2 separate regions of the Homo sapiens genome follow, and region 2 is linked to region 1. The links are chromatin loops, found by intact Hi-C in ENCODE. Cell type or tissue: mammary epithelial cell. All regions are shown on one strand. Links, peaks and the distances in the headings refer to the core of each region. The heading gives the core; the rest is flanking DNA.

The links. Peaks named below come from ENCODE experiments on the same cell type or tissue, not always from the same donor. Only the 100,000 strongest peaks of a DNase experiment are listed, where the experiment ranks them.
Region 2: a loop joins it to region 1, with 15 times the contacts of the local background. A loop is called at or near these places in 1 of 110 quality-filtered maps.

The regions. Positions count from the first base shown.
Region 1 is chr6:129,720,502-129,737,389 of GRCh38, forward strand. No RefSeq gene overlaps it. Among named protein-coding and RNA genes, the nearest start is that of ARHGAP18, 19 kb to the left of the region's middle. In mammary epithelial cell, for the core only: a CTCF peak has its summit at 10,209 (motif pointing left); no DNase peak of the experiment used is centred there; H3K27ac peaks cover 491 bases.
Region 2 is chr6:129,972,874-129,989,761 of GRCh38, forward strand. No RefSeq gene overlaps it. Among named protein-coding and RNA genes, the nearest start is that of L3MBTL3, 37 kb to the right of the region's middle. In mammary epithelial cell, for the core only: a CTCF peak has its summit at 8,923 (motif pointing left); no DNase peak of the experiment used is centred there.

The DNA of each region.
Region 1 (16,888 bases), core at 5,733-13,732:
TTCACTATGTTAGCCAGGATGGTCTCGATCTCCTGACCTCGTGATCCGCCCACCTCGGCCTCCCAAAGTGCTGGGATTACAGGCGTGAGCCACCGCGCCCAGCTTCCTTTTTCAATAAAACTACATTTTTAATACAGATATGTCATATTCCTACAAGTAAGGATTAATAACAATAAACATAATAAAATTCTGTCTAGCCATCATCCTTCTAAGGACATCACAATACATTTTATACATAGAGAGAATACCTCTAAACACTGCAGATTAGATATATTCATCAAAAAAAAAAAGCTTTAATCACAATTGGCATGAGAGTGAAGAAAAGCAGGGAGAGAGTGCCTTGGTGTGACAAAGGTAGATCATTGAAGTAGTTTTAATATTTTTTCCAGAAGGTGACTATAACCTTCCAAGTGTTTGAGATTAAATCATACTCTGTGATGTTCTGGGAAATTTATATCACTATAAATTATCAAGCATTCAAATCAAGGCAGTAGAGCCACATTTGGGGTCACAAAAATGAGACATATATCAGAATTCTCCTTACTATGTCTGCCAGGCTCAAAAGTAATACTTGTCTTAACCTTACAAAGATCATCAAAATAAAACTGTAGTGGGCAAATGAATACATCAGTTGGAGAAAACAAAGTGAAATAGGCAGAGGCCTTCATGATTTCATTTCTTTCAAGATAGACTGCCTTTACAGTATTTTATGCAGTCTATTGGGAGCATTCATGTATTAGAGGCATATAAAAAAGAAATTCAGTAGAGTCACCATCAAACATTTAAAAAAGAGACTTGTTCAAAGGTTTCAGTCCAGAGCAGAAATTCTACCATCTCAGTGTGAACAAGAAGCACAAAATGATCCTGTCTGAGACTCCTCAGCTCATCCAAGAGCAGGTACCAGGCACCAGCAATGGTCTCCTCCGGTGTTTTGAGGGGGACAAGTAGACCTGCCTCCAATAAAATAATTCCCTATCAATCTGCAGTTCCACCATCAAAGTCACATATGGGGTTATATTGCAGAGTCACTGATTCACTTCAATCAAATAGTTGTAAGAAGAATAGATGAATCAGATACAACAATCGGGCCCCCAGGTGTTTATATTCAGTTAGGATGGACACATGTGTGCCTATTTATGACATCAAGCATTAAATCATAAATGCAAAAATAAGTATACTCTATTGCTAAGTGGACCTTTAGTTGTAAATATTTCCAAAATCTATTAAAGTTTAACAATTAAAGTAGTGGGCATATGTGATTTTCCCGTAAGTTTTCTGTATTCAACACTTATTATAACTAGAGAAAATGCTAGTAAACATACATCAGGTACTAACGTACTATATCTTGAATTAGGGTGGGTAGAGCAGGGCTGTTCATAAGGAGGGGGAACAAAAGAAGCCAAGGCTGACTGCTGACACTAGGTCAAGGTATGTTCACAAAGTGCTGTGAAGCATGCAGGATGGGGAAGGGGAGGCAGGATAGGGAGATCCGCCATAGAAATAGATAAATTTCTACCAGATGTTAAGGGACATCCAGTGCTTTGCAAGTATTTCATCTATATTCCATAGCAGTGGGGAATAATCCAAGGTAACCGAGAGAGATAGCAACATAATCAGATCTACACAAAGAGAAAACACAGTGGTGGCTGTGAATAAATAGCCAGGAACAGGAGGAAAAGATGGCTAGGAGGTTGCCACGGTGAGCATATCAGTAAGGAGGCTGCAATGATAGGACAACAGGGGCAGATCCATCTCTGCTTCATCATCTCCCCCAGCACGTGCTACACACAGCAGGGCCAATGCAAAGACACACTGCAGCAATAGAATCTTCAGAACCTCATAGATATGTGGAAGTGGGAATGAAAGAGGGAATCCAAAACTATCCTATGGATTTTACGCTAGATGAATGGAGATGTCTAACAAATGGTTAGAAGACAGACTCTGATAGTCCCCCACAATAGGAAGGCCTCGGGCATACAGTTTTGAAGTGTGTGGCAGAAGTCAGTAGGTGAGGAAACAGTGTTGAAAACTCTCTTTTCATAATTGAGGTTCCATTTATTTATTTTTTATTTTTATTTTTTGAGATGGAGTCTCACTCTGTCGCCCAGGATGGAGTGCAGTGGTGCGATCTTGGCTCAATGCAAGCTCCGCCTCCTGGGTTCACACCATTCTCCTGCCTCAGCCTCCCCAGTAGCTGGGACTACAGGCGCCTGCCACCGCGCCTGGCTAATGTTTTTTTTATTTTTTTTATTTTTTTATTTTATTTTCAGTAGAGATGGGTTTCACTGTGTTAGCCAGGATGGTCTTGATCTCCTGACCTCGTGACCTGCCCGCCTCGGCCTCCTAAAGTGCTGGAATTATAGGTGTGAGCCACTGCTCCTGGCCCATAATTGAGGTTTTTGATCTCTAGGCAGCCTTCCCCAAGAGAACTAGTTGTCCAAAGGATTTTTTCTGTGTCTGCCTTATTCACGAGTGCTGCATTTACCCATTTCCCAGGGATGCTTAATTTCTACACTGGGAGCCCACATAGGTGCTTTAAACTTCAAAACTTCAGGGAAGTTTTTCATTAAGGATACAGGGTTTAAGGGCAGAGCAAAGGAGGGTGGAGAAGATAGATCAGAAAGGTGAACTTACTAAGCATCAAGTTTTAGACACTCGCTGAGCTCTTTAAGATATTTTTTCTCTCTTAATCCCCCATTTGACAACAGAGGGATGATGATACTTCAAGGTGTGTCAGTGACTTGGTTGCCCAAGATGGTATAGCCAGCCTTTGGTAGAGGCTGGAAGGAGGCCAGGCTCACTTGGAAGTCTAACTGCAACTTCCAGGAACAGGCATCCATATCATCTTCATTTAGGTTTGAGGACTTTTTTTTTGTTTTTTTTTTTTTTTTTCTGAGACGGAGTCTCACTCTGTCACCCAGGCTGCAGTGCAGTGGCACAATCTCAGCTCACTGCAATCTCTGCCTCCTGGGTTCAAGCGATTCTCCTACCTCAGCCTCCTGAATAGCTGGGATTACAGACATGTGCCACCATGCCCGGCTAAGTTTTGTATTTTTAGTAGAGACAGGGTTTCACTACGTTAGTCAGGCTGGTCTCGAACTCCTGACCTCGTGATCCGCCCGCCTCGGCCTCCCAAAGTGCTGGGATTACAGGCGTGAGCCACCGTGCCTGGCCTGGACATTTGATATTACTGAAATAAGTTTATTTCTTTGTTACTTGATCCATTTGCAACCTAAATAAAATGTGATTACTAAACAGAAAAAAAATGCTAAAGCTAAAAAAGGTCATAATTGAAGATTTTCCAGGTAGACCATGAAAATATAAAAGCAATTTCCACAGGAAATTACCAGTGATTCCACCCTGGATGTTTAAGGCCTGAAGGTCTAATACGTACTGTCTATTGCTCTATAACAATATAATACTGATAACTTGCTTTGCTTTTGGGTTGACACTATGGTCTGAGGTTTTAGTATTGATCTTTAATTTTCAATCCATCCTCATAGTTTTGCTCTATCCAAGCAAAAGAATAGTATGAATTGATTTATGGATCACAGTTTTTTTGAACATTTGCTTTATATGACCTCAAACCAATTTTCTGTGAACAATGAAAGGAGGAAAACATCTGCTCAAAAAATGCTAGGCCAGGTGAATAATATCCTTCCCCCCTCTTCCTTTTCCTCTTCTTTAAATAGAGGCCCATCCTTGTTTACAGGATGAGGGCAAGAGGTAAAATCCTTTCCAAAAAGGATGTAGTGTATGACATTGTTTATTAAGTTATTCTGTAAAACTGCTACATTGGCTGCCCAAGGAGATTTATTCAACATAAGAGTAGCTAAGCTCTCACCTATGTCAATAGATACCTGTGAGAGGCCTAATGGAACTCTAGGAAATATTGGAAAAAACAAAGGCTCTGAGGAGGTCTCTCTCTTAACTCACTCATGCCACTAAACTTCTGTTTCTGAATCCATAAAATGGAAATGCATGTTCCTACCTACCAGGGCTGTTCTAAGGTACAAATAAGCTTGTTGAGGGGGTACAGAAGAACAGGCTTTCATTGAATTTTGTTCATTGAATGTCTGCATAGTGCCGAAGCCTAATATGGAATGCTTTATTCCCATCATATAGACGAGAACAGTGCAACTCAAAGATTAACAGCAGGACAAGCTCTTTGCTCAAATTGCTTAGATTAAAAAAAGAAAAAAAGCAGAGCTAGGATTCAGAATAAAATCTCTTTGATTCAAAAATTCATGCTTTTCCCATTATTCTTTCCTATATATAAAGCACCATATAAGATGAGCTTAGTTTTGTTATTATTAGTTTACCAAATCTAAGAAATCAATCACTTGTTAGACCCACCATTCATTATTTTGCCAACAGCTTGTAAAGAAAAAAAAAAAAAACCACTGCCAATAATATTATGAACCAACTGTAAGGTTGCACTGCAATTTCAGAGAAGTTTAAATGTGAATGAAACAAATATAATCTTAGAATCAATGGGAGACAGAAACAGAGTGCCCAAGTAGAACCAATTTTTAAATTTCATAAAGTTACAAACTTGGTTCTTTTAAGGCTTACCAGGTCTTTCAAATCTTTAATAAAGGATAGAGATAGAGCCATTTATTCAGTCAACATTGTATACCTACTCTGTGTGTAGCATTGTCTCAACCTTCAAGGACAGCAGATATACCAAAAAATAGCTCTGGATATGACGATAGAAGACTGCAAAGATAAGAGGGTACACAAAGCATGGAGTAGTTATTTATCCCAGGGACAGAACAAGCTGTCAATTTTTTCATGGCAAACACAAAGGTCAAGTTAGTTGCAGGCAGTCACTTACCACCTCATCATCTTTGTTACACACAAGTAACTGACGTCAAATGCAAAGCATCAATTTTATTATGAAAGCCCCTACCCTGGATTCATCTGTTTATCCTTTGTCACCTTTAGGAAGGTTTGTCACCTTTCCGACTGGCACAGAAGTCTTTGTAATGGGACATGGGTTATTGGAACCTGCCCAGGCCTGGATTCCTCCAGACTTTGCACATCACCACCTGTACCCGTCACGTTCCTTGGCTTGGTTTTTGGGCTCCTGGAAAGACTCTGGGATTGTCCCTTGGCTGACCTGCACCTTAGCATTTTCACTGAAACAGTCCTGCTGGGATGAGTTTCTGTCTTCTAGGAGTACACCTGAAGACCTAAACAAACCCCAGAGACCACCTGCTATGCCCTGGATCACTTGGCAATGACTCAGTTTACATCCTTTAAGTTTCTGTTTTGCACCAATCAATGAATTTATTGTAGCCTGAAAGACATGTGTTAGAAACACAGTCATTCATTTCCGAATATCAAAGCCACTTACTTGTCACGTTAATTGATTCAGCACACTTCAAGTTAATTAATAAAAGAAGAAAATCCCTAACTATCTTTTGATAGTTGTGGATTGTCTCTTAACTCTCTATTTCCTGGATTAACATGAGGGTTGCCAAATTAGCTCTAAAATATCACCCATGGCATAAATATTGCCAATTCATTTGTTTATTGTTCTATGAGAATGTGTTCCTTGTCTACGCAGTTTATTCATTCAGCAAATACTTTTGGCATGTACCTACTAGTGAAAGGCACTGTGATACTCACAGTGATGGTAATATATTGATGAATAAGATGGAATAATGAACTTGCAAAAAGCTAGTGGGCTCAGATTTTTAAATCCTTGAGCTGAAAACAATATGCATTTATTAAAATGTCAATTATATGCTATTCTGTACTATTTTTCATTTCTGTTTTCTGAAATAGTTTCTACCCCATTGCCTCTGTTTGACAAATGAGGAAACTGAAAGATTAGTCAGAGAGATTAAACAATTTGCCAGAGATAAAGCCAACAGTGCTTAGATTTGAACCCAGGTCTCTTGACTCTAAATCAATCATCTGACTTTTTACTAAAACATGCTGCTCATGACATCTGTTCAAAAAGGGGTATTATGGTATAGTTAGACGTTCCAGGCTCAGGCAGATTTGTGTTGTGTTGGTTGTCATTAATGAAACCTTAGAGAACAACTTAGCAGCTAGAGCTACAGTATTTCAAATGCTAGTCTTTCAACTAACAAACAAGACACCTTTGTTTGTTTACGTTTGACCAAGGAAATATCATGGATCTATATTGTATTCATATAAGTGTCCATAGATTCATTGGAATTCATTATAATGAATTCCAGGTCCATAACAAAGGATTGTTCCAAAGGTGACCCACTCTTAAGTTGAAATAACATTTGGTCCCAATAACTAAATCCCCCTGGACTGGAGTCCACTAAGTAGCAAAGCACTTGCCAGCTTGCTTACTTTCAGAGTACTCTCTGTACTCTGTCTCACCATAAGAGGGGTATGAGGCTGTTCTTTTAGCTATTTTTAGTTAAACATGCACTGCTAAAACACATACAATAGCCTAACATTTTAAAAAAGTGACAGCCTTCATTTCTCATGGGAAAGAACTGGTTATTAATTTAGATCTCCCTTAGACACTCTCTAGAAAGGCCCAATTACCTGAAGTATGAAAAACACTTCAAGGTATGACACCTATAACATGTTGACATGGAATGTGTCTCACTCTTTATTCTACTATTGTGCTATACTGAAGTTATTTATACTTCCGATAACCCCCTTTCCTCTGCTGTGCACACACATACACATATGCACACAGACTCCATAGGATTCTGTTTCCTGAGGGCAGGAAGTTCCATCCATTTCCCTACTCTCAATATGCCATCTGGCACACAGTCATTCATTAGCATTTGTTGAGCAAATATGCCGAAGTGCCAAAGTAAAAGCCACTGATCTGCCCAAGGACACGAGTAAATGCCTCGAGAGCTCTGCATCCCCACAAAGGAGGTGGATGGGTCAGTGTCAATCCTGAGAACAGCAAAATCAAGAAATAAGGTAGCTTTAAATCCTTGCTAGAATAGTTATCTGGTTAATAAATGCTGGAAGTCTGTGGTAAGAATAAGCTGTTGCACTGAATCAGTTATTAATACAACCCTATATCACCTGTGAAGGAAAAGTAACATCAACTATAAATTCTGAAATTGCAAGGAAAAATAATCATTTTCACTCTATGCTTTTACCTCCCCTCTCCTAAAGAAACCAGAACCACTGTCAGATTAGCAATGACTGATTTCTCAATAGTCACAACCTGTCTTTATCTTATTGAGCTTCAGAATACATGATAAAATTGCACCAAGAGAAGAATATGAAGTCCTTGATTCTCTACAGCACAGCATTAAACCACTACTTTAATCACTAATCAACAACCATAATTTAGCCTAATTATAAATTACAAGTATCTAATTTTAGAAGATCTTTGCTTTATAAATCCTAGACACTGGAGACATTATTAACTTAGCTCCTTGAAATTATTCCAGGGCCGGAAACATCCCTTGTACATTCTTGCTGCATGTATCTGGTCTAGAAACAGACCTGTAATCAGGATCTTTTCTTCAGGTTTCTAGGGGTCAGAGCAGCCATCTATTTGGTATGAGTTGAGCATCTCTGAGAAGGCAATTATATGCCACCCACCCAAATCTCTCTTCTCCTTATACTTGAAATATCCCCTTGGGCCTCAGATTTTATTTTAATCGCTCCCCCAAGGTACTGGTCCCAGGAAATGTGGTAAATTCAAGCCCTTATCAATGTAACAAAGACGCGAGTCAAGGAGATCCCTGAAATGGGAAAAGAAATCCCAGAAAGGAAGGGACTAATTTGTCCCAGAATATACACACGTGCATGGAGAACATAAGCCTTTTGCTTGTAGCTTTGAACTACCACCAACTATGTTTCTGTTGGGTGTTGAACATTTTCAACTAGAACTGGGACAACCGAAGTATTATCTTTACCAGGTGTAACTACTGGCATAAAAAAAGAAAGGCAAAAACCACTGTGGTCCTTCAAGATGTGATGGGCCAGTGACATCGCGCTGAATTTTCTGATTTGTAAAATGAGGGGTTGTGCTGCTCCTGGGGACCCCCGCACACCTTTAAGCTCCCACATGATGGGTCTATGGTATATATCTATGGCGCAAATTTCACTGGCAGTGTGATGGACCACACTTTGTACATGGGCAGGTCATATAGGTATGATGATGACAGTCGCCAACTGATTCAAAGAACAGTGTCCCAAAACTCCTGACCTCTGGAGATACTGGACAGTCAAGAGTACTAAGCAGCAAAACAAATGGGGGAAAAATGTTTGCTCCCCTGGCCTCCTACTCCTTGAGCGGCCTTCTATAGGAAATTGCAAATCATTGAGAAAGCTACAGGGGGCTAGGCACAGCGGCTCACGCCTGTAATCCCAGCACTTTGGGAGGCCGAGGCGGGCAGATCACGAGGTGAGGAGATGGAGACCATCCTGGCTAACATGGTGAAATCTCGTCTCTACTAAAAATACAAAAAAAATTAGCCAGACATGGTGGCGGGCGCCTGTAGTCCCAGCTACTTAGGAGGCTGAGGCAGGAGAACGGCGTGAACCCGGGAGGCAGAGCTTGCAGTGAGCCGAGATCGCACCACTGCACTCCAGCCTGGGCGACAGAGCGAGACTCCATCTCAAAAAAAAAAAAAAAAAAAAAAAGAAAGAAAGAAAGCTACAGGGTAGCAGCTTTAGCAAGTGAATGCTAGTAACTTTTTTTTACCCTGAAAATCGCACAGTGGTGCTGATGATTAGTCATTCCTGATCATCACATGATGCTGAACTTCATGAAGTACAACGGCTAATGTGTATGGTCTTCCCGTTAAGACAGAGGCAGCCTAGTAGAGACTTGGCTTTGGAAAAGGAAGCTAGTATTAGGAGTTTATCTTTACTGTTTAGAGTTGACTTTATCTCAAAGGATGTCAGCAGCATATATCATGTGACAGCGGATCAGTCACGACACCTCATCTAAATGCAGTCATCATAGTACGTGGTCTTCCCACTGCCTTGCCTACCGTCCATAAAAAGAGGGTCACTCTAGTCCCTGACAGCCATGCCTTCATACCATCCACCTCCAGCCAGAACTAATAATTCAGGGGTAGCAGTGTGAAAAAGACCAGCAGCTTCAGGAATTTTGGGTTCCAGAACTGATATGGATACTAATTAGCTCTGTGCAAGTTAACTTTTCTCTGTCTCCATGTCCTAAACAATGAAAGGGCTGATTAGACCATATGAGCTCTCAGCTCCCTTCCATCTTCAGTGATTCTTTGATAATAATATAAGTTATCCAAATGGTATCATTTATTATGATTGCTTACTGTGTGCCACGCACCATACTAAGTGCTTTTCATTTATCATCTATTTTAATCCTTGCAAAAAGAGAGGAAAATGACATTATCCTCACTTTATAGATTAAAAACTGGCCGGGCGCAGTGGCTCACGCCTGTAATCCCAACACTTTGGGAGGCCGAGTCAGGCGGATCACGAGGTCAAGAGATCGATCGAGACCATCCTGACTAACATGGTGAAACCCCGTCTCTACTAAAAATACAAAAATTAGCTGGGCCTGGTGGTGCGTGCTTGTAATCCCAGCTACTTGAAAGGCTCAGGCAGGAGAATCGCTTAAACACAGGAGGCGGAGGTTGCAGTGAGCCGAGATTGCGCCACTGCACTCCAGCCTGGTGACAGAGCAAGACTCCATCTCAAAAACAAACAAACAAAAAACCTTAAGACTCAAAAATGGAGTTTACAGAGTTCTTCCCTGCTTATACCTTTCAGTCAAAGGGTGTTCTTTGTTTAAAAATCACACACAAATTCAGTGAGACAACAACAAAAATTCACGTAAAACCAGACCGAATATGAAATAGTATTATTCTAACAATTCTATTTTATCAACTGATGACTTCACTTTTTACTCTGCTTTTTTAAACTGCCAAATCAAGTGAATAGATTCATTATTTTAAACACAGTGTTGCATAAATCTAGATGATTCCTCTGACAAACCTCTAAGAAGGTGTATGACAATGATACGCAGGTACTGAAATCAAAAGCAGCTTTAGGAAAACTAATCTTCCGTATCTAGGGCCTCGTGTTAAAAATGCCTTCGTCAGGGGTGACTCCACTTCAGTGCCAAATGTCTGTCATTCACCTGCCACTTCCATCAAGTATTAATATGAAAAAAGGCAACGTTTTTACCTGTTATAATGAGGTGAACTTTTAGCTTTAATTTGATTGCCACCTGCTGGCTAAAAGACACAACCTTCCTTCCGCAGCAAAAACTGCTTGGTAACTCAGAAGGATAAATGCAAACAAATGAAATTCATATCATTAGCAAAGCCAGCGCTCACTTCTACCAGGTTGTCTTCTAAAAGGAAGGGAACTAATATTTAATGTGTCTATTGTATGTCAGGTGCTATGCTAGGTGCTTCAGATTACTATATTATTACATTTAATCAGTTCCAAACCATGTGACATACCACCATTTTGAAGAAGGAAAAACAAGCAACTGCCTTCACATCACACAAACAAAAAGCAGCAACAATCCGAAACTAGGTCTCACCTAGACAACTTTTCTTCATCATCAGCATATCCTCATTCCATGATTCCATGATTCCACCCTACCATGGGATGCCCTAGTAATCTCATGCTATCCAGAAAATATTGGTGAGCTGAGGCTAAGAAGCAGAGCTATAATTCACTGTAGAGTCACAAAGCCTTCCTGATATTTCACAGGGAAGCAGAGGCAGGCCAGATAAATACCTCAAAACATTAGCAGGGAGAGCCAGCAACAATTAGTCAAAGGTAGAACGAGAAGACTGTGAAAGTCATCAACAGAAGCAACATAAGGGGATGAGAAAAAAGACTTGAATAATTACAAACCTTCAGTCCTTTAGCAAAAACAAAAACAAAAAAAAGAAAATAAGGAGTGTTGGGTATTTTTCTTTGGTCCATTTAGGAAAGACTCATCTGCTCACCCATCTCCTGGGGGTCCCTGGGTACTGGTGCTGTGTAGCACACACATGGCCCAGCGCCTGGCCACCAAGAGCTCACCATCTTGTTGGCCAGGCAAATATAAAGGAAGGCTTTCGTGCTAGAGGTGCTCAGAGCCCCTCTCTCACTCTTATCTACCATCTCCTTTTGTCTTTGAGAGCCTTTACCACTGAAAAAACAACGGCTAGTGTTTGAGTGATAACTTTGTGCCGGACACTGTTCTAAGCACTTTAATATATTAACTTAATCTTCACACAATGGTAAGAGATAACTGGTATCTTTAATCTCTCTTCCATAGATAGGAGGGTAAGCAACTTGCCTGAGATCACACAGATCTCTTAAGCTATGGAACCAGTGTTCAAATCTAGGCACTTTGAGGCACTTTGTTTCACAATTCATATCTTTAAAAAATAGTTTACGTGGCCTCTCAGAGAATCATGATCGCCTTGGTTTCGCAGAGGAAGACTAGGAACAGAAAGATCAAGTGATTTATCATATGTTGTACAGTTTAGAAGCCAGCAAGGCCACAAGTGGAACTAATTCTCCAACGATTTGTCAGTCCAGTTATCTATTATTACTATCATGTTGCTTCTGAAAATAAGAATAATGACACAACAAGCAGAAAGAACATACACATGCTAAGGACATGCTAAGGAAGTTCAGGGTCAGGTTGTTGGGAACAGAATCTGCAGTAGTAATGATGGTGGAATGTGCTTATTCCAGCAAGGCTGCTGGAGGTTGGGAGTTACCTCCAGACCCAGCCCATCAGGCTGAGAACCCTCTGTTATCTTGGAGGCCAGCTCTACTCCACAGAGAGGCCTGGCACGAAGAAACAATTCTGTTAGTGAGAAGTGATTAATTAGACATCACAGATAACCCCTGTACTTGGAGGAAGCATGTGAACTTCCATTTATATGGTTTATCAAATTAGAATGATCATCAACTTCTGGGGCAAATTCAAATGTCAGCTTTATGTTCTAGCGTCAATTGGAAAGAGAATAAAATTACAATCCACTCCAAACACCACTACTCTGAAAGTAACACCCACACAAAATCATATCCTCAGATGAAATTTTACTTGGAAGTTTTAGGAGGAATAATTATCATTTAACAATCATTTTTCACTTTGTCTAAGACCACGATAATTGGGGAATATAGTTATAACTAGCATTTACCACCAATCAAAATATTGACACCGAAGGCAGTGTTTAATGAGATAGATCAGGAATTTAACCGGTCCAGAATTAAGGACAGAAAATCACAAACTGATGATCACCAGTGAGTAGACCTAAAGGAATTTGATGAGTGTTTCTACCTTGATTACATGTATTCAATTTCATAGGACACTAAAGCTTGTATTGCACTATAGTTTAAAAATTTTTTTCCACCATATAATGTGTACGTGTTTTCCTTTATGAGGGCTATTGGAGGAAGGGGAAAAAATGCAAGTAGAGAAAGGAAAAAAGTAGGATGGAAAATGTAGGAGATTCCACAGAGAATTTTATAATAATTATAATATTCATTGTTATAAAATACTTTATAATCATTGCCAATAGCTTGAAGATACTTATATCCTGCTCTGCCCCTGAGCTAAATAAACTGAATTTGAGCTTTAGTGTAACATTTCAAGAAAAATATGTATCTAGAGAGGATAATCAGAATGGTATGAAATTCTCAAAATATATATGAGAAAAAGTGGAAAGAAACAGGAATGCTTGCCTTTGAGAAGGAAAAAACCATTCGGAAATAATAATAGCAAACATTTACTGAATGTGTTTTATATACCAGACATGGTGCTATGCAATTTACATGTATTATCTCATTTAATCCTTACAACAACCACATAAGGTAAGTATTATTGCAATTTACAGATGAAGAACTGAGGATTAGAAATACTCACTCTCATCCAAGATCATGAGTTCACAAATGGGGAAGGTAAAACCTACCGGCAGGTCTGCCTTATGTAAAAGCCTAGCATCTCATTCAATCTGCTGTATGGCTGCAATGTAAGAAACAATTGCCCAGCCTGTATTGTAGAGACCGTGTTGATAGACAGGTTCTAGTACCACTGCTGCCACCACCTGGGAATATGACTTTAGGTAAATTATCATCTCAATACATTGCTGTCCCCTCATCTACAAAGCAGCAGTTTGGATGATCATTAAAGATTTTTATTACTTAGATTCTATAACTCCAAATATTTGAAAATGTATTGAATAGGAAATGAATGAATTTTGTTGCTCCAGATGGCAGAATCAGAAGAAATGGGCTTATACAGAAACTGATTGTCTATAACACATGGATTTTTCTGGCACTTCTATAGAATAAAATGGAACAGAGAAACATACAGAATAAGAGAATCAATAAAAATATAAGTCCCAAACTCTTTCAATGTTAAATACATTTACATTTTAGCGGTATTTTCATATATTTCCTAATAATGGTATAGTAGAACCAAAAATTTACCCTGAATTCAAATTTTACAAAATAAAATTCTAAAATTATATTCTGTGCACCTTCTAATTATTTTCCTATCTTTGAGGCAGTGACTTTCAAAAAAATTAAATTCTGAATATCTTAAATGCTAAAATGATTTTAGTAATTTGAGGCAGTTAAAATGTAATTTTGCAGTGCTAATGAAAAGTGTTTTAAAACATCTATAATCTACCAAAAAAACATGTTGACATATTTGTCAGAATAATCCATTCTAAAATATAAATGTTTTAGATGAATTTAATTATTTTTCTTTCAAACTAAGGCTACGGTAAATAAAATTTAAGATATTGAGAGAAAATCCATATCGTCTAGCCATTCTACTCTAAAAATTAACTTATTACTTCTATGGGGATGATTTGCAGTCTTGATTTCTGTTCTCAATTTCTCTCCATTTAATGCTAGGTCTTGCATTTCTGGCTACCTGCTGGATATCTCTGCTGGGCATCCCTTCAACATCTCAACTCTGAATGCACATCTTGCCAGCCTGTGGAAATTACAGAAAGGTGTCCCTAAAAGAACTTTATGAAATGTCAGCAATGAGCAGTCCTCAGTATCTCATCCAATGTAACCTGAAGAGCAGACCAACTATCAAGCCAGCAGGACCATGCCAGTAGGACTGGTTTATAATCCCACTGGGTTAACATATCCAATGAAAGATCATGTGGATCTGAAAAGAAGCATAGCCAAGACAGGAAAAGCAGATACATGCATGGGAAATGGCGGCATCTCTCCAAATGAGAGGCCAAGGACCTTACCAGCTTGACATGGACACTGACTAGACCTCATTATTGAGAGAAATATCCCAAGTCTATTCTATCTGGCAACCCTTGTTTTTGCTTACAAACTTGTTTTTTTCTCATAACATGGCTTCGCATGTTCTGCCCAAAAGTAGACATAGTACTATGCAAACCAGCCAAACTCAAGAATTTCAGGCCAGGCGCAGTGGCTCACGCCTATAATCCCAGCACTTTGGGAGGCCGAGGCAGACAGATCACCTGAGGTCAGGAGTTCAAGACCAGCCTGGCCAACATGGCGAAACCCCGTCTGTATTAAAAATACAAAAATTAGCTGGGCGTGGTGGTGCACGCCTGTAATCCCAGCTACTCGGGAGGCTGAGGCAGGAGAATTGCTGGAGCCCAGGAGGTGGAGATTGCAGTGAGCCGAGATCACACCATTGCACTGCAGCCTGGGCGACAAAGCGCGACTCCATTTCAAAAAAAAAAAAAAAAAAAAAAGGAATTTCACCTTTCTGTGTCACTGGTCCCTGATAATGTATCAATAAAATGGCTTCTAACTTACTTGACAGAGGATGAATTGGCCATGCCCACCCGAATACTCCTGTCCTTGACAAGTCAAATATAATACAAGAAACATGTACGAAACAGAAATACAGCTCTGTGATTTATCACAATGCAAATTCAAGTAAACACGTCCCGAATTAAGAAATAAGATACTCAGGCCCAGAAACCTTGCATGCCCACTCCACTTGCTTTTCTATGTCTACCCCTACTATCTGAACTTAACATGCTAACCAATTCTTTGCCTTTTTTTTTTGTAGAGTTGCCACCTACGCACACACCCGTAAAACTGAAACTCATGTTTTATCTGTTAAGTTTTCTGTAAATGTAAAGATACAATATGTATTCTCTACTGCCTGGCTTTCTTTTGCTTCTAATTACGCTCATAAGATCCATCCATACTGTTCAGACTATTCAGATAACTGGAGTTTATTCATTCTCATTGCTTCATAGTGCTCTACGGATAGAACACAATTTATCTACTCTACTGCAGAAGCTAGGGCTGTTTGTGGTTTGTTGTTTATTATTATTACTTTTTTTTTTTGCGACGGAGTTTCACTCTTGTTGCCCAGGCTGGAGTGCAAAGGTGTGATCTCAGCTCACTGCAACCTCTGCCTCCTGAGTTCAAATGATTCTCTTGCCTCAGCCTCCTGAGTATCTGGGATTATAGGCACCCACCACCATGCCCAGCTAATTTTTGTATTTTTAGTAGAGACGGGGTTTCACCATGTTGTCCAGGCTGGTCTCAAATTCCTGACCTGAGGAGATTCACCCACCATGACCTCCCAAAGTGCTGGGATTACAGGTATGAGCCACCATGCCCAGCCCTGCAGTTTTTATCCATACAGATAATGTGCTATGAATACTCTTGTATGTCTCTTGGTTCACTTGTGAACACATTTCAACTGAGTACATACGCAGGAGTTGAACTGCCATGTCATAAGGTCTGCATATCTGCAACTTTAGCAGATAATGCCAAACAGTTCTCCAAAGGGATTGGACCTATATATTATCTCAGCAGCACAGGAGAGGTCCTGCTCTTCCATACCACTGTCAACACTTGGCATTGTCAGTCTTTTGAATTTTAGCCAATGCAATGGTTAATACTGAGTGTCAATTTGATTGTATATATGTATATATTCTATTAGTTCTGTTCCTCTAGAGAACCCTGACTAATACGGATTCAACCTGTTGGGTGGAAAAACTTAAAATCACAAATAGAGTTAATTTTATCAAACACTACATGCATCTATTTAGACAATCAAGTTTTTTCATTTGTTCTGTTAATGTGCTAAGTTATATTTTTTTAATGTTAAACCAATGTTATATTTCTAGATTAAGCCCAATTTGGTTGTTACATATTATTTTTTCATATGTTACCAGAGTTGGAATGTATTTTGTTAGTGACTTTTGCATCTAGCTTCATAAATAAGAGAGGAATGTATGCTGTGATACAAAGAACAGTGCTCACCCCCCCTCAAAAAATGTCCAGATCCTAATCCTTAGAACCTGTGAATACATTATATTCTACAACAAAGGGATGTTAAGGTTGCCAATTAGCTGACCATGAAATCTGGAGTGCCCCAGATTAGCCAAGTGGTCCAAGGTAATCAGAAGAGCCTTGAAAAGTGGAAGGAGGAAGAAGAGGAGGCCAGAACGATGCAATGTAATAAGGACTAGGCTGCTGTTGGCTTTTTAGATAGAGGAAGAGTTTTCACAGCTAATGAATGCTGGCAGCTTCCAGAAGCTAGAAAGGGCAAGAATTCTCCCCTAGAGCTTCCAGAAAAAAATGCAGCCCTCCTGACACATTGATTTTAGCCTAGTGAGACTTGCATGGATTTCTAACTTATAGAATTGTAAGATAATACATTCATATTGTTTTAAGTCATAAAGTTTGTTGTGATTTGTCATAGCTGCAAGAGAAAACTATGACATGTGCTTAAGTGGCAATTCTACCAAAAAAGTAAGGAATTCTCAATTTCTTGTAATAACCTTCTCAGTGTTTGATATCAAGATTATTCTGGTTTCCTTTAAAAATGCTGAGCATTCCCTCTTTTTCTACTATTTCAAAGAGTTTGAAAAACACTCATTTTTTAGTGTTTTGTAGAATTCATCAATGCGGGCATTTGGGCCAAGGGTGTTCCTAAGTAAAG
Region 2 (16,888 bases), core at 4,115-12,114, 250 kb after region 1:
TGAAGAGGATGGCATTTGTTTCCCCCAAAATAAGCTATTTCTGATTTTTTTTTTTCGAGATACAGTCTCGCTCTGTCACCTGGGCTGGAGTGCTGTGGTGTGATCTCAGCTTACTGCAACCTCTGCCTCCTGCGTTCAAGCAATTCTCATGCCTCAGCCTCCAAAGTAGCTGGGATTACAGGTGTCCGCCACCATGCCTGGATAATTTTTTGTATTTTTAGTAGAGACAGGGTTTCACCATGTTGGCCAGGCTGGTCTTGAACTCCTGACCTCAAGTGATCCGCCTGCCTTGGCCTCCCAAAGTGCTGGGTTACAGGCGTGAGCCACCGCACCCGGCCGAAATTTTTGTATTTTTGTTTATTTTAAGGAAGAAGGGGAGTTTTTTCTAGGAATGGCAATGGCAAGAATGGATAAAGACTTACAAGGGATGGTTGTTATTCTCCTGCATCCCAAGACCAAATGTTCTGTAGGATGCAGGAGAATAACAATCATCACTTGTAAGGATCATAGGGGTAGCAAAGCCCTCAAGGGAGAGTCTGGCTACAGTGAGAGGAAAAAGGTTTAGAGAAGAATTCAAAGACATAGAGTATTTAACTGAGACAGGCAATGAGTGTCAAAATGCAAAATGGGTAGCTGGCCTGGGAGGGTGGAAGACTGTGCAAAATTAGAGACTCATATGCAGATAAGAATCCCAGAGATAATGAAGGATAATCTAGAAAGTCTGTGTGGTAAGATAGAACTTTATGGATTTAGACTTGATGGTCTCTTAGCATTTTCAAATTATTCTAACTATAGGCACACCTGGTTTTATTGTTATTCACAGATATTGTGCTTTACGTTAATTGTACTTCACAGATACTTCACTTTTTACAAATTGAAGGTTTGTGGCAACCCTGTGTTGAACAAGTCTGTCGCCATCATTTTTTCCAAAAGCCTGTGCTTGCTGTGTGTCTCTGTGTTACATTTTGGTAATTCTCTTAGTATTTCAAACTTTTTCATTCTTATTATGTCTGTTATGATGATCTGTGATCAGTCATCTTTGATGTTACTATTGTAATTGTTTTCAGGAACCATGAACCACCCCTGTATAAGACAATGAACTTGATAAATGTTATGCATGTTTTGACTGCTCCACTGACCAGCTGCTCCCCTGTCTCTATCCCTCTCTTCAATCCTCTCTATTCCTTCAGAGACAATAATATTGACATTAGGCCAATTAATAGCCCTACGATGGCTTTGATGTATTTGAGTAAAAGGAAGAGTCATACATCTCTCACTTTAAATCAAAAGCTAAAAATGATTAAGCTTAGTGAGGAAGGCATGTCAAAAGCCAAGACAGACTGAAAGCGAGGCCTCTTGCACCAAACAGCTAAGTAGTAAACGCAAACAAAAAGTTCTTGAAGGAAATTAAAAGTGCTACTCCAGTGAACACATGAATAATAATAATAATAATAATAAAGCAAAACATCCCTATTGCTGATGTGGAGAAAGTTTGAGTAGTCTGGATGGAAGATCAACTCAGCCATAACATTCCGTTAAGCCAAAGTCTAATCCACAGCAAAGGCCAAATTCTCTTCTATTTTATGAAGGCTGAGAGGTGTGAGAAAGCTGCAAAAGAAAAATTGGAAGCTAGCAGAGGTCGGATCATGAGGTTTAAGGAAAGAAGCCATCTCTATCACATAAAAGTATAAGATGAAGCAGCAAGTACTGATGTAGAAGCTGCAGCAAGTTCTACAGAAGATCTAGCTCAGATCATTGATGAAGGTGGCTACACTAAACTGTTTGAATGTGGATGAAACAGCTTTAAACTGAAAGAAGATGCCTTGTAGGACTTTCATAGTTAGAGATGAGAAGTCAGTGCCTGGTTTCAAAGCTTCAAAGAGCAGTTTGACTCTTTGGTTAGGGGCTAATATAGCTTGGGACTTTAAGTTGAAGCCAAGGTTCATTTACCATTCTGAAAATCATAGGGCCTTTAATAATTATGCTAAATCTACTCTGCCAATGCTCTACTAATGAAACAACAAAGCTGGGATGACAGCACATCTGTTGACAGCATGGTTTACTGAATATTTAAAGTCCATTATTGAGAACCACTGCTCAGAAAAAAAGATTTCTTTCAAAATCTTACTGCTCACTGATAGCACCTGGTCACCCAAGAGCTCTGACAGAGATGTACAAGGAGATAAATGTTGTTTTATGCCTGCTTACACAATTCATTTTTCAGCCAATGGATCAAGGAGTAATTTCAACTTCCAAGTCTTATTATTTAAGAAATAAGTTTCATAAAGCTATAGTATAAATAGTGATTCCTCTGATGGATCTGGGCAAAGTAAATTAAAAACCTTCTGGAAAGAATTCACCATTCTAGATGCCATTAAGAACGTTTCTGATTTATAGAAAGAGGGCAAAATATCAACCTTAACAAGAGTTTGGAAGTTGATTCCAATGCTCATAGATGACTTTGAAGGGGCCGAGACTTCAGTGGAGGAAGTAACTGCAGATGTAGTGGAAATAAAAAGAGAACCAGAATTAGAATTAAGGCCTGAAGATGTGAATGAATTGCTGCAACCTGATAAAACTTTCAAGGATGAGGAGTTGCTTCTTATGGATGAACAAAGAAAGTGGTTTCTTGAGATAAAATCTAATCTGGTGAAGACATATAAACTATCTTAAAATAACAACAAAGAATATTACAAAAATTGGCTGGGTGTGGTGACTCACACATGTATTCCCAGCACTTTGGGAGGCCGAGGCAGGTGGATCACCTGAGGTCAGGAGTTTGAGACTAGCTTGGCCAACATGGCTAGTCTCTACTAAAAATGCAAAATTTTTTTACCCCATCTCTACTAAAAATACAAAAATTAGCCAGGCATGGTGGCAGGCACCTATAATCCCAGCTCATGTCAATCTACAGCGGCTTTTCAATCACTACAGCTTCTGGGGACCACTAGGGCTATTGCTGGAGTTTCAACTGAAATCAATGCCTCCAACAGATCCTCAAGAGGGAGGCCAGCTGACATAGTATCTTGACATTCCTCCCTCCCTTCTTCCATCCCTTTCTTCCTTCCTGCCTATTCTCCCTCCTTCCTTCCTTTATATTCTTACAATAAACCTCTATTGTCTAAGGTAGATTTAACATATGTGTGACCTTTGAAAATAGAAGGGACCTGATGGATGAACAATGGCAGTAAATCACAATGCCTCACACATATTGGCAGGTCAAAAATAGTAACAAAGAGTAACAAAATGGGCTCCTCCCAGGATTCAGACTTACCTTCTCTAAAACAGTGCCTCCGTAACTTCCTTGTGCAAATGAATCACCTGGGAATCCAGTGCAAGTGTAGATTCAGTGGATCTGGAGTGGGGCCCTGCCTCCTGCCTGCTGGTCTGCACGCTACACTTAGCATAGAAAGACTCTAGAGCAGGGAGAGAGGAATATGGACATTTATGTATAAAGCAGCACTGCCCAGCCTTTTTGTCACCAGGGACCTATTTCATGGAAGACAATTTTTGCATGGATAGTTGTCGGGGGATGGTTTTGGGATGATTCATCCTCCTTATGAGAATCTTCATTTATTATTAGATTCTCATAAGGAGTATGCCCAACCTAGATCCCTCGCATGCACAGTTCACAACAGGGTTCATGCTCCTAAGAGAATCTAATGCCACCGCTTATCTGACAGGAGGCTGAGCTCAGCCTCGCTCACTTGCTCGCCACTCACCTCCTGCTGTGTGGCAGGGTTCCCAACAGGTACTAGTCCGTGGTCTGGGCATTGGAGATCCCTGCTATAAAGGGCCAGATTGTAAATATCTTAGATTTTGGGGACTAAAATCTAAAATATTTTAGTCAGGGTTCTCTAGAGGGACAGAACTAGTAAGATAGTTGTATATATGAAAGGGAGTTTATTTAGGAGAATTGACTCACACGATCACAGGGTGAAGTCCCAGGATAGGCCTTCTACAAGCTGAGAAGCAAGGAAGCCAGTCCAAGTCCCAAAACCTCAAAAGTAGGGAAGCCAATAGTGCAGCCTTCAGTCTGTGGTCAAAGGCCTGAGAACCCCCAGAAAACAACTGGTGTAAATCCAAGAGTCCAAAGGCCAAGGAACCCGGAGTCTGATGAAGGGCAGAAAGCATCAAGCATAGGAGAAAGATGAAAGCCAGAAGACTCAGCAAGCCAGCTTATCCCACCTTCTCCCACCTGCATTGTTCTAGCAGTACTGACAGCCAATTGGATGGTGTCCATCCAGATTGAGGGTGGGTCTTCCTCTCCCAGTCACTCACTCAAGTGTTAATCTCCTCTGGCAACATTCTCGCAGATACACCCAGAAACAATTATTTACCTGCTATCCAAGCATCCTTCAATCCAATCAAGTTGACACCTAATATTAACCATCATAGGGACCACACAGTCTCTGTCATAACTCTACTACTCTGCCATTGTAGTATGAAAGCACAAGGCCATAGACAATAAAGAAGTGTACCTATGCTTCAATAAACTTTTATTTGTGGACACTATAATTTGAATTTCATATGATTTTTTACATGTCACAAAATATAACTTTGCTTTCATTTTTTTCTCAATCATTTAAAAATGTCAAAATCAGCCAGGCAGGGTGGCTTATGCCTGTAATCCCAGCATTTTGGGAGGCTGAGGCAGGCAGATCATTTGAGGTCAGGAGTTCAAGAGCCGCCTGGCCAATATGGTGAAACCCCATCTCTACTGAAAATACAAAAATTAGCCAGGCATGGTGGCAGGTGCCTGTAACCCCAGCTACCCAGGAGGCTGAGGCAGGAAAATTGCTTGAACCCAGGAAGTGGAGGTCACAGTGAGCTGAGATCATGCCACTGCACTCCAACCTCAGCAACAGAGAAAGACTCTGTCTCAAATAATAATAATAATAATAATAAAAGAAAATAAAAATGTAGAAATCATTCTTAGCTCACAAGTCACACAAAAATACATGTTGAGCCAGATTTGGCCCAGAAGCACTAGTTTGCCAGCTCCTGCTCCAGAGAGAATCTGTTAGTTTCCTATGCCCAAAATCAATTTCACTGTCCCATAAATACACCTTCATTTTGGGGGAGATGGTGGAGGGAGACTACCATGGTTTCAATTTCCTGAAGTCATAATGGGGCCATGAATTACGATATCCTGACCGAAGTGTAGGCATATGACCCAAGCTAGGCCAATCATGTATTCTCTCTCAGGAATTTGGCTCTTTGATAAAGTGACCTAAGGTTTTATGATGCCAGTTTCTCCCATGGGGGCGCCCAAAAGACAGTGTCCAGTAGTTCTGCTTCCTAGATCCGGGAGGCATTGAGATAATTCCTTTGTAGAAAATTGTCTTGCAATAATATGGTATACACATCTGAAACCTTCCTAGCTATAACGTATGCCAGTTTATTTATTAGAATTTAAATCTAAATTTGTACTTTTTTGCCAGCTCCATGAAAATGCATCTGGGCCCTTTAAATATTTTTCTTTTGTCAGCTGGTAGAATGTGAAGCTATAGCAGTTGAGGGCAATGGAGAAGCACTGCAGAAGGAAAGGGTTTTGCTTGCTGGTGCTGGTGTGTCAGCCTGGAAAGCCCTATAGTGTGACAGTTTCCCCAGCACAAAGCTCCTGAAGCAGGCACAGCTCCTCCAGTATTTCACTTCTGGATCATGTGCAGCTTTTGCAGCATTAGGCTTCTGCAGTGCACAGCAGCCGGCAGCTGCCCCTGGAACACCCTTTAGGTGGTTTTGCCACAAAGTGCCTCTGGTGAGATATATCCCTGTGAATAGGTTTCCTCAGCAGCCTTCATTCGCTGGAAGATTTTCAGCAAGTTGTACTGGTATGACGTCACAATTATCTGCCATCTGGTTAGCTATGTCATGCCCTCTCCAACATGGTTGGGATCTCAGCCTTGAGGGGAGGGAGCTCTTCCATGGGCGTCCAGCTAAGCCACAAAGGTAGTGGCTACTGCTTATATCTGTTATTTCTGCATTGTTTAGAGTTCATTTCTTATTACTGATCCCTTGTTACTGTAATATTCTATTGGAATTAATCATTCTTTTTATTGAACTTTCTCTGTTAAAATAACTGTGTGGTTTCTGTATCCCGTTTGGACTCAGACTGACATGTAACCAAATTAACCTCCAAAATGATGATACCAATTCACTATTTTATACCAGCAGTGTATGAGAGTTTTCATTTCATCAGTCCTTTGAATTAGAAGATCTTTAATGGTTGCCTGTTTGATGAGTTTGAAATTGTATCTCCTGGAAGTTTTAATGTGGTGTTTCCTGATCCTGAGCCCCCTTTAACCAGTCTCCTCAAGCATTATCTGCACTGGGCTCTGCCATACCAGGCAGAGGCCTGGCTCCTCTAGGCTTTAACTGGTCACTCTCTGGACACTGTGCCACACAAAGTACCTTGAAGCAGTAAGGTGTTTTCTTCATAAAGATTCTAGGCCCAAATCTGATTACTATGTTAGACTCTTTCAGATTCCTATGGCCTACATTTTAGAAACCTCTGATTCACCAATTGTGAACATTGTCTCATACTTTCTTTAGCATATACACTCTCTTCATACATGTATATATGTATATGTAGACATAATGTGAATATATACATACATATATTATTTTTAGAACCACTTAAGAATAAGATGCAGACATTATTGCCCTTTTACCCCCAAATATTCAGTGTGCATAACCTAAGAACTTCTATGATCACAGTACAGTTCATTTATAAAGTAGAGAAAATTAAATAATAATACATTTCAATATGTAATATACAATCAATACTTAAATTGTCCCAATTTCCCCCTTTTCTAGGATCTATGATAGGTTATGAATTTGCATTTACTTATCATGGCTCTTTTGTTTCCTTTAATCTGGAAAACTTTCTCAGTTTCTTTGCATTTCATGACATTGGTATTTCTGAAGGATACAGGCAGTTGTTTTGTACGCTATTCTTCAATTTCAGTATATCTGATGTTTCCTTATTATTAGATGCAGGCCATGCATTTTTGGCAGAAATATTACAGAAATGATCTTGTGTTCTTTTCAGTGCCTTGTATTATAAGCACATGATGTCAGTTTGTCCTAATATTGGTGATGTTGACTTTGATCCCTTAATTAAAGTGGTGTCAGTCAGGTTCTCCATATAAAGTTATTATTTCCCCCTATGCAATTAATAAGTAATCTGAGGAAAAATATCTTGGGACTATGTGTTCCTCTCCTTTCCCAATGTCATATTTTATACCTCTGTTCTCCTATAGTAAGAACCCTGGTTTCCAATAAAATTAAGATATTTACTCATTTTCTCTATCCTATAAATACCAACAATATAGTTTTAGATTTACCATACTATTACCACTAGCAGCAACAATTAGTTATTGAGTAAATTCAAGAATCCTTTACAGTTGTTTTTCCTTAGACTATATCCTCTTGAAAGTATACAGAGTACTGTGTTCAAATTTACTCGTATTATTTCTGTGTGATTATTTTATTGTTTTAATAATTCACATTTGGTTTACTTATGTTAATGATTCACTTCTTGTCTTTTTATATTTAATTTTACATTCCGAATATTTGAAATACTAAATGGTTTGCCCTGTTCCCACCAACCTCTAAAGGAAACCAATTTTATAAGTTTATGGTTTATTCTTTCTGTGTTTCTCTTTGCAAAATTCAGCAGATACATACGTGTAGTCTTGTTTCTTACACAAATGGCAGTATATTATACAAACTCTTTTGCACTTTACATTTTTCATTTAACTAGGTTTCCTAGAAATCTTTATAGGTTCATATGCACCTTCTTCACTCTTTTTTACAGCTTCACAATGCTCTGTTGTGTAAACATATAATGTTTATTCAACCAATTTCCTAGGCATTTAGTTTGTTTCTATATTTTGCAACTATAGATGCTATAATAAATAATATTTATGTATGAATTTTGATTTTTTATGGTGTAACTTCAAGATAAATTCCTAGAAGTTGTATTTCTACATTAAAGGATAAATGCATAGTTTTTTTTAGATGTAACTGAATGTTTTGCTATAAAGCTTGTACTATTTTACATTCTGATGAGCAATGCATGAGCATGTTCTAGGCCACCATTTGAAAATCAAGGCTATTAGTTACAGAGGCCAACAAAGGAAATGAGGATAGTCAGCCTTCTTGTGGTGGTGTCTAACCGTTAATCACAGTGAATAATGAGAAATGAATGGAACAGAAAAATAGGTCAGAAACAGACCAATATATTTATTGGGTAAAACATAAATGTGACATATGTTTTTCAACAAATGTTTTTAGGCAAGTGGTTAATCATTGGTAGGGGTAGAGGGTGGGGAATCAAACTTGTAAATAGCGTTGCAGACTGGGCTATTCAGATCAACTCAGATCAAATCCTGATGGAAATAACCAAAGAGCCTAAAGAAAAATGCAAAAAATATCTTCCTAAATGCAAAGAAGATAATGAGAAAAACAATTATAGGCCCAAGCAGACTGGGCTATTCAGATCAACTCAGATCAACTCCTGATGGAAATAACCAAAGAGCCTAAAGAAAAATGCAAAAAATATCTTCCTAAATGCAAAGAAGATAATGAGAAAAACAATTATAGGCCCAAGCTGAAAGAAAATAAGAACCCAGATAGTTTCATTTACACAAAAGAGCTTTTACCCAGAGAACATTTTCTGGCCTATGAAAGGTAGAACCTTAGTTTGACAACCCACATGATGAGGGGAAAGAAAATCAAAACCCTAAACTCATTCAAGATAGGAGCAGTCCCTGAAATAAGCTAGGTAACCCCAATGGGCTATACTTCCAAGGTGAGGGTGACAAAGAAGTTAAAACAAAATCCTGAAGTAGAATTAAAGCCCAAGTTCAAATTACTTGAATTGTTTTAATATAGTCTTAGTCGGGCAGTGCCCCCAAGTGTCTGACAGAAGAAAATGTAAATCATCTCTGGAAGAAGCTACCTTCATTACAGGTCTTAGATTATTTCCACAAACCCATGTCCAACACACAATATATAATAAAGAGGCAAGTGAGGAAATGAAATTCTGTAACTGTGACCCCAACAGAAACAACAAACAAAAGAAACAGATGCACGAAGATGTCAGATGTTAAAATTATCAGACACGAAATACAAAGCAACAATGCTCACTATGTTTAAAGAAATAAAACAAGCTTGAGATATCTGTAGAGAAGAGAAAGGTGTAATAAGTGATACTGAAGATTCAAAAAAGGACCAAATGGAGTTTCTAGAAATTAAAAACTAAGCAAAATTAAAACGCAATAGATATTTATCTCATACCATAATACAAAAATTAACTCATATTTTTTAGTTTTTCCAGTGATTTTGGTCATATTTTTCCAGCGCTTCTTATGGCAAGCAATTTTGGATTGAATCCTGGACACTGACACTCTTATGATGTGTAGATTTGGGGTTCTGTTATAATCATCCAGAGAATATTGATATTTTTGTTTTAGTAGTCAATTAACCTAGGCAAGTTCAGATGATAACCTCTTCTTGCCTTCTTTGAGTGGTGGTCCAAATCTCTATTTCTTTGAGCTTTTGCTATTTTGAGTCTGTTCCATGCGTATGTGGTTCTAGCGATTGGCAGAGTTTGTGTTCATCACCTACTTCTGTTGATGAACAGAATGATAACATAATGATGAAGAGATGATAACCTCTTCTTGCCCTCTTTCCTAAAAAGAGTGAACTTTAAGCTAAAAAGTTAGTGAACGTTAAGCTAGATCAACAGAAATTTTCCACCTACTTCTGTAGATGAACACAAACTCTGCCAATCCCAGAACCACATATGCATGGAACAGACTCAAAATAGCGAAAGCTCAAAGAAATAAATTGAGATTTGGACCACCACTCAAAGAAGGCAAGAAGAGGTTTTCATCTGCACCTGCCTAGGCTAATTGCCTACTACAACAAAAATATCAATATTTTCTGGATGATTATAACAGAACCCAAAATCTATATATCAAAAGAATGCCAGTGTCCAGGATTCAATCCAAAATTGCTTGTCATAAAAAGCGCTGGAAAAATATGACCAATTCTAAGAAGAAAAGACAATCAACAGATGCTAATTCTGAGATTATTAAGATAGTGGAGTTTTTAGACAAGGACTTTACAGTAGCTATTATAACTTTCATTGAGGTAAAGATAAACATACCTGAAATGAATAAAGGAAAGGAAATCTCATCAGAAAACATATTATATAAAAATAAATAAAAAGTTTTAGAATTATAACATACAATAACAGAAATAAGAATTTCACTGGATGGGCTCAATAGCAGAATATAGATGGCAGAGAAAAAAAGTTGGTGAAGGCCAGGCGTGGTGGCTTATGCCTGTAATCCCAGCACTTTGGAAGGCTGAGGCGGGTGGATCACGAGGTCAGGAATTCAAGACCAGCCTGGCCAAGATGGTGAAACCCCATCTCTACTAAAAATACAAAAATTAGCTGGGCGTGGTGGTGGGCACCTGTAATCCCAGCTACTCTGGAGGCTGAGACAGAGAATTGCTTGAACCTGGGAGGCGGAGGTTGCAGTGAGCCAAGACCACACCACTGCACTCCAGCCTGGGCAACAGAGCAAGATTCTGCATTTAAAAAAAAAAAAAGTTAGTGAACTTTAAACTAAATCAATAGAAATATTCCTATCTGAAGGATGGAGAGGAAAAAAATAAAAAAGCTGGAACCTCAGGGACGTATGGGAAAATATCAAAAGGTCTATGTCCATGTAATTACAAAGTATTTCCAAGAAGTATGAAAAAGATGGAAACAGAAAAAAATTAAAGCAATAATGATTTTTAAAGTCCTGAATTTTCTGAAAGACATAAATTAGCAGATTTAAGAAGCTCAAAGAACTCCAGATAGGATAAATTCAAAGAAAACTATGCCTAGACCCATTATAATCAAACTGCTAAATGACCAAAGATTTTTTAAGATCTTGAAAGTAGTCATTTTTAAAATGGCACATTCACACAGAGTAACAATGATTTTAATGACTGCAAATTTATCATCAGAAACCATGGAGGCCAGATGACATGGAGCAGTATCTTTAAAGTGCTGAAAGAAAAAAAAACATCAACCCAGAATTCTATAGCCAGACAAAATATACTTTAAGATTTAAAACAAGATAAAGACTTTCATATAAAGGAAAACTAAAAGAATTTGTTGCCAACAGCCCTGCATTGTAAAACATGCTAAAGGAAATTGCCTTCTAGTTTGAAGCAAATGATACTACAGGGAAATTGGGATTTCAGGATCAAATAGTAAGCATCAGAAATGATAAATATCTGAACGAACATAAATATCTATTTTTTCCTCTTGGGTGTTTTAAAATATATTTAACTTTTTAAAGTGAAAATTACAATATTGTCACATGTTGTTTTCAATGTATATAGATATAATATATGTGACATCTACAAAATAAAGGATGGCAGGAGGAAGGAAAGCAATCTATACTGTTGAAAGATTTTTATAATGTACATGAAGTAGCTAGTACAATATTAATTTAAAGTGTAAAGAATAGTATACATTAAGAGTATGCGTGTGTATGTATGTGTGTATGTATGTATATAAATCCCTAGATCAACCACTAAAAAAATACAAACTACATCTTAAAAGTCTATAGTAGATACATTAAAATCAAATACTAATAAATATTGAAATACTATAATCCAAAATTAGGTAGGAAAGAGATAAGAGAGGAACAAAAAAGAGGATGGAAAAACAGAAAACAAGTAATAAACTGGTTACTAAATTCAATCATATCAATAATTGTATTAAATGTTAATTGTGGCCTAAAGATCCCAATGAAAAGAAATTGTCAAATTGGACAAAACAGCCTCAATTACAAGGGTTTTAAAAAATTCATGTGAAATGTGTATTATCAAAAAGCTATGCATAAATTTCAAAATGTTTATATACCAAAGTAAAATCACTAATTTGTTATAAAATCTGAACAAGATCTAGTTTGAGGTACTAAGAAGGATAAGGCATCCATTTGAAAAGAGCTCCTAACAGAGCAACATGAATTCTGTAAAACTGAAGCAAGATTAAACATCAACTTTATGGTGAAGCTTGGGTAGAAGAATGGTGAAACCACTAATGCTTTATGAAGAGTTTATGAGGACAATGCCCCAAAGAAATCAACAGTTTACAAATGAATAACTCATTTTAAGAAAGGACATGACGATATCAAAGATGAAGCCCTCAGTGGCAGACCATTCACATCAATTTGCAAGGAAAAAATTCATCTTGTTCATGCCCTAATTGAAGCAAACCAACAATTAACAGCACAAGCAATAGCCAACACCGTAGACATTGCAATTGGTTCAGCTTACACAATTCTGACTGAAAAATTGAATTTGAGAAAACTTTCCACTCTGTGGGTGCCAAAACCAATGTGCCCAGACCAGTTACAGACAAGAGCAGAGCTTTCAATGAAAATTTTAAACAAGTAGGACCAAGATCTTGAAGCATTTCTTTGAAGAATTGTAATAGGAGATGAAATGTGGCTTGACCAGTATGATCAAGCCACAATCAGAGCACAATCAGACAAAAGACAAGGTACAATCAGAGCAATGGCTACCAAGAGGTGGACATGGTCCAGTCAAAGCAAAAGTGAGCCAGTGAAGAGTAAAGGTCATGGCAATAGTTTTGGGGAGATGCTCAAGGCATTTTGCTTGTTGGCTTTCTGGAGGGCCAAAGAATGGTAACAACTGCTTATTAAGAGAGTGCTTTGAGAAAGTTAGCCAAAACTTTAGCAGAAAAACACTCAGAAAGTCTTGACCAGAGAGTTCTTCACCACAGCAATACTTCTGCTCATTCCTCTCTCAAGCAAGGCCAATTTTGAAAAGATTTCTATGGGAAATCATTAAGTATCCACCATACAGTCCCAATGGGCTCTTTCTGATTTCTTTTTGTATCCTAAACTAAAAAAAGATCTGTAAAAGAAACCCATTTTTTTCCAGTTAATAATGTAAAAAATACTGCACTGATACGGTTACATTCCCAGAACTCTCAGTTCTGTAAGAATGGACTAAATAGCTGGTATCATTACTTAGAAAAGTCTTGAACCTGATGGAGCTTATATTGAGAAATAAAGTTTATATTTCTATCTTTTACTTCCATTTTCCCATGAACTTTTTGAAGTCCCCTCAAATATGCTGCCTATAAGGGATACATTTTAAGTATAAAAACATAGTTAGTATAAAAGCAAATAGATGAAAACAGTATACTGTTCAAAGAATAAGTAAAAGAAGACCAAGATGCTAATATTGACCGCAAGTAAGTAGTCTTTAAGACAAAGTTTATTACCAGAAATAAAGAAAGATATTTCCTAATGATAAAAGGGACAACTGGTTGGGAAGAAGTAAATGGTGTGTACCTAATAACAGAACTTCAAAATATATCAACATACAAAACTCATGGTATCTTCATGCAGTGTAAGACTACTTAGCAATAAAGATATACAGATGGCAAATAAACAAATAAAAATGCTCACCATCATTAGTCACTAGGGAAATGCAAATTGAGACTACAATGCAGTACGATTACAAATCCATACACTAGAATGTCTAAAGTGATCAAGAATGTCTCAGTACCAAACACTGAGAAAGATATACAGCAACTGGAACACTCTTGTAAAAATGATACAACCAACTGGGCACGGTGGCTCATGCCTGTAATCCCAGCAATTTGGGAGGCCGAGGCGGGCGGATCACCTGAGGTCAGGAGTTCGAGACCAGCCTGACCAACATGGTGAAACCCCATCTCTACTAAAAATACAAAAATTAGCTGGGCATGGTGGTGGGCATCTTAATCCCAGCTACACGGGAGGCTGAGGCCGGAGAATCGCTTGAACCCAGGAGGCGGAGGTTGCAGTGAGCCAAGATCATATCGCTGCACTCCAGCCTGGGCAACAAGAGCTAAACTCCAACTCAAACACACACACACACACACACACACACACACACACACACACACACACACACACACACAAAGATATAACCATTCTGAAAAATGGTTTGACAATTTTTTGTAAAATTAAATATATAGCTACTATATGATCTATCAGTTCTACCCCTAGATATTTAAATACAAGGAATGAAATCAAATGCCTACACAAAGATTACACATGAATGATCACAGCAGCTTTATTCATATTACCCTGAACCTTGAGCTAACCCAAATGTTTGAAAATAGGTGAATGGATAAAAACATATATAGCATGTTCGTTAACTATAATACTACCAAGTAATCAAAAGGAGTGAACTCCTGATATTTTCGGTTATATGATTCTCAAAACATTATGCTGAGTAAATAAAAAAGCCAAACACGCACCAAAAAATGCCATACGGTCGCATTTATATGGAATTTTAGAATAGGCAAAACTAATTTAAAATGACAGAAAGCATATCAGTGGTTGCCTGGAGCCAGGAAGAGGTGATGGAACTTTTGTGTGACAGAAATGTTGTATTTCTTAATTGGGGTGATGACTACACAGGTTTGTATATTTGTCAAAACTCATTAAACTATAAACTTCAGATGGATGCATTTTTTATGTAAATCATCCTCAGCAAAATTGATTTAAACATGAAAAAATAAGTCAGAGCTGGGGTGTCTAATCTTTTGGCTTCCCTGGGCCAATACTGGAAGAAGAATTGTCTTGGGTCACACATAAAATACACTAACACTAACAATAGCTGATGAGCTAAAAAAAAAATCGCATAACGTTTTAAGAAAGTTTACAAATTTGTGTTGGGTCATATGCAAAGCCTTACTGAGCTCCACACGGCCCATGGGGTGCAGAGTAGACAAGCTTGAGTTAGAGTTTGGTTCTCACAAACTCTTAAGTTTTGTTTTTTTTTTTTTTTTTTTTATCTTGTTGGGGTTTCTTTTAGACGAAAAAAAGAAACAGGCATAATTCCTCTCTTCCTCCCCCATCCCACCTAAAATTAATTTGAACTTAGTAGTCTAATAAGTGAAAAATAACAGTTTTTCTCAGTCTGGGAGAAGACAGCCTATCAGAGGTGAAATCGCCTATGCTGTGGCTTCAGATTTGTATTTAAACTGCATCTATGATATTTACCTGTTAGACAACTCTGGGAAAATTATTTATTCTTTTGAGTTTGTCTCCTTATATGTAAAATGATTATAACACCTATCTATTAATAGCTGCGCTGCCAGGATGAAATGAGACAAGGTTTATAAAATACCTGACAGAGAAAGAAAATTTGGAAGAAGTAGTTGGTCCTCTTTTTAGAAGAACTACAGACCCCAGATTCTAAAACACAAGCTCAATTCCAAATGTCTTATCGACCGTGTAATCTCATTCATACTTCTCATACCATACATCTTGGGTTCCACTGTTATTGCTGTTTAGAAAATAGGTGACTACATTTATAAAGAAACAAGCTTAGGGTTTATTTCAGTTGTTACTAAGATTTAAAAGTCTGCAGGTCACTCAGTCAACAATATTTATTGACCATCCATTATGTGTCAGGTACTTCTTTGGGCTCTGGGGATACTGTTGGGGAGTAGGTAGGAAATAACTAAGATGTTTTCAGTTAGTGATACAGATAATCATTGTATGAATTCATTGTATGAATATATATATATACACACACACATATATATACACATACATACACACAAATATACAGACATATACACACAAATTAAGTATAATAAATCTATACACAATATACTATCTTGTAACAAGACTCTAGGTTCTATGCCAGCTCTAACAAGACTAATGTCATATTGGACAAGCAAGTTAACAAACAATAATTTTTGTATCTATAAAACAAGACATCTGAACTACGATTCCTTTCAATTCTAAAACCTTATATACTAAAAAATGTCTAAAGTCCCTTCCTAATTTTCAGTCATTCACTATATATATTCTTTCTTTCACTAATTTTGAATGTGCATTGTTAACCAATTACAGATCTGTAAGTCTATAATTGGTTAATAATGCAGATCTATAAAGATAATTCTTTATAGATCTATAATGTAGATCTATAAAGAGAGTTCCAAATTATCTCAAACAAAAAATTTCAATTCATTCATTCACTCATTAAACTCATTGATTGGCATCACCTATGTATTATATAAGTAACTATGCTAGGTTCTAGACATCAACACAAACTTCACCCCTGACATCATGGAATTTATTAGGTGTAGGGGGTAGGAAAGAATATTTCTGATTTGGTAGGAAAATAAAGAATTCAGTTTTGGTAGGTTAAGTTTGAGATGCCTGAGACACATCCCAGTGGAACTGGCACGTAAAATAAATTAGGGAGGCATCACCTGTTAGACAATAGTTTTTAAAACCATGAGACTGAATATGGTCAACTTGAGAGAGTGAGTACAGTGAGAAGGAAAGAGACAAAAGGTCTAAGTTTTCATGAAAATTAAGATTTAGAGGTTAGGCATAGGAAGAGGAGCTAACAACACTGAGATTGCTACACAGAGCATAAAATAAAAATCCTAAGTGTGTAGTCTATCAAGTATATCAAAAAAAGGGAATGGTCCAGTGTATCTAATTAAATTTTTAAAATCCCTTGGATTTGAAAAAAACTAACGTCATTGATGCACTTGGCAAATGCAGTTTAGTGTGCTGGTTGAAGCAGAGACAAGGTTGGAGTGGATTGAGTAGGAATGGAGGGTGAAAGCCTAGAGACTGTGCAGATAATCATACAGAGGAAATCTGTGGTAGAGGGAAGGAAATATAGGTTTGACAGGTTTGTTCTTGTTGTTGTTTCCTTTTTACTGTGATTGTTTCATTTTTATTTTTTGTTTAAGGTGAGTGATATTAGGACTGAAGGGATGTTGAAGATGAGCAAGAGAGAGGAAGAGAATGGATGG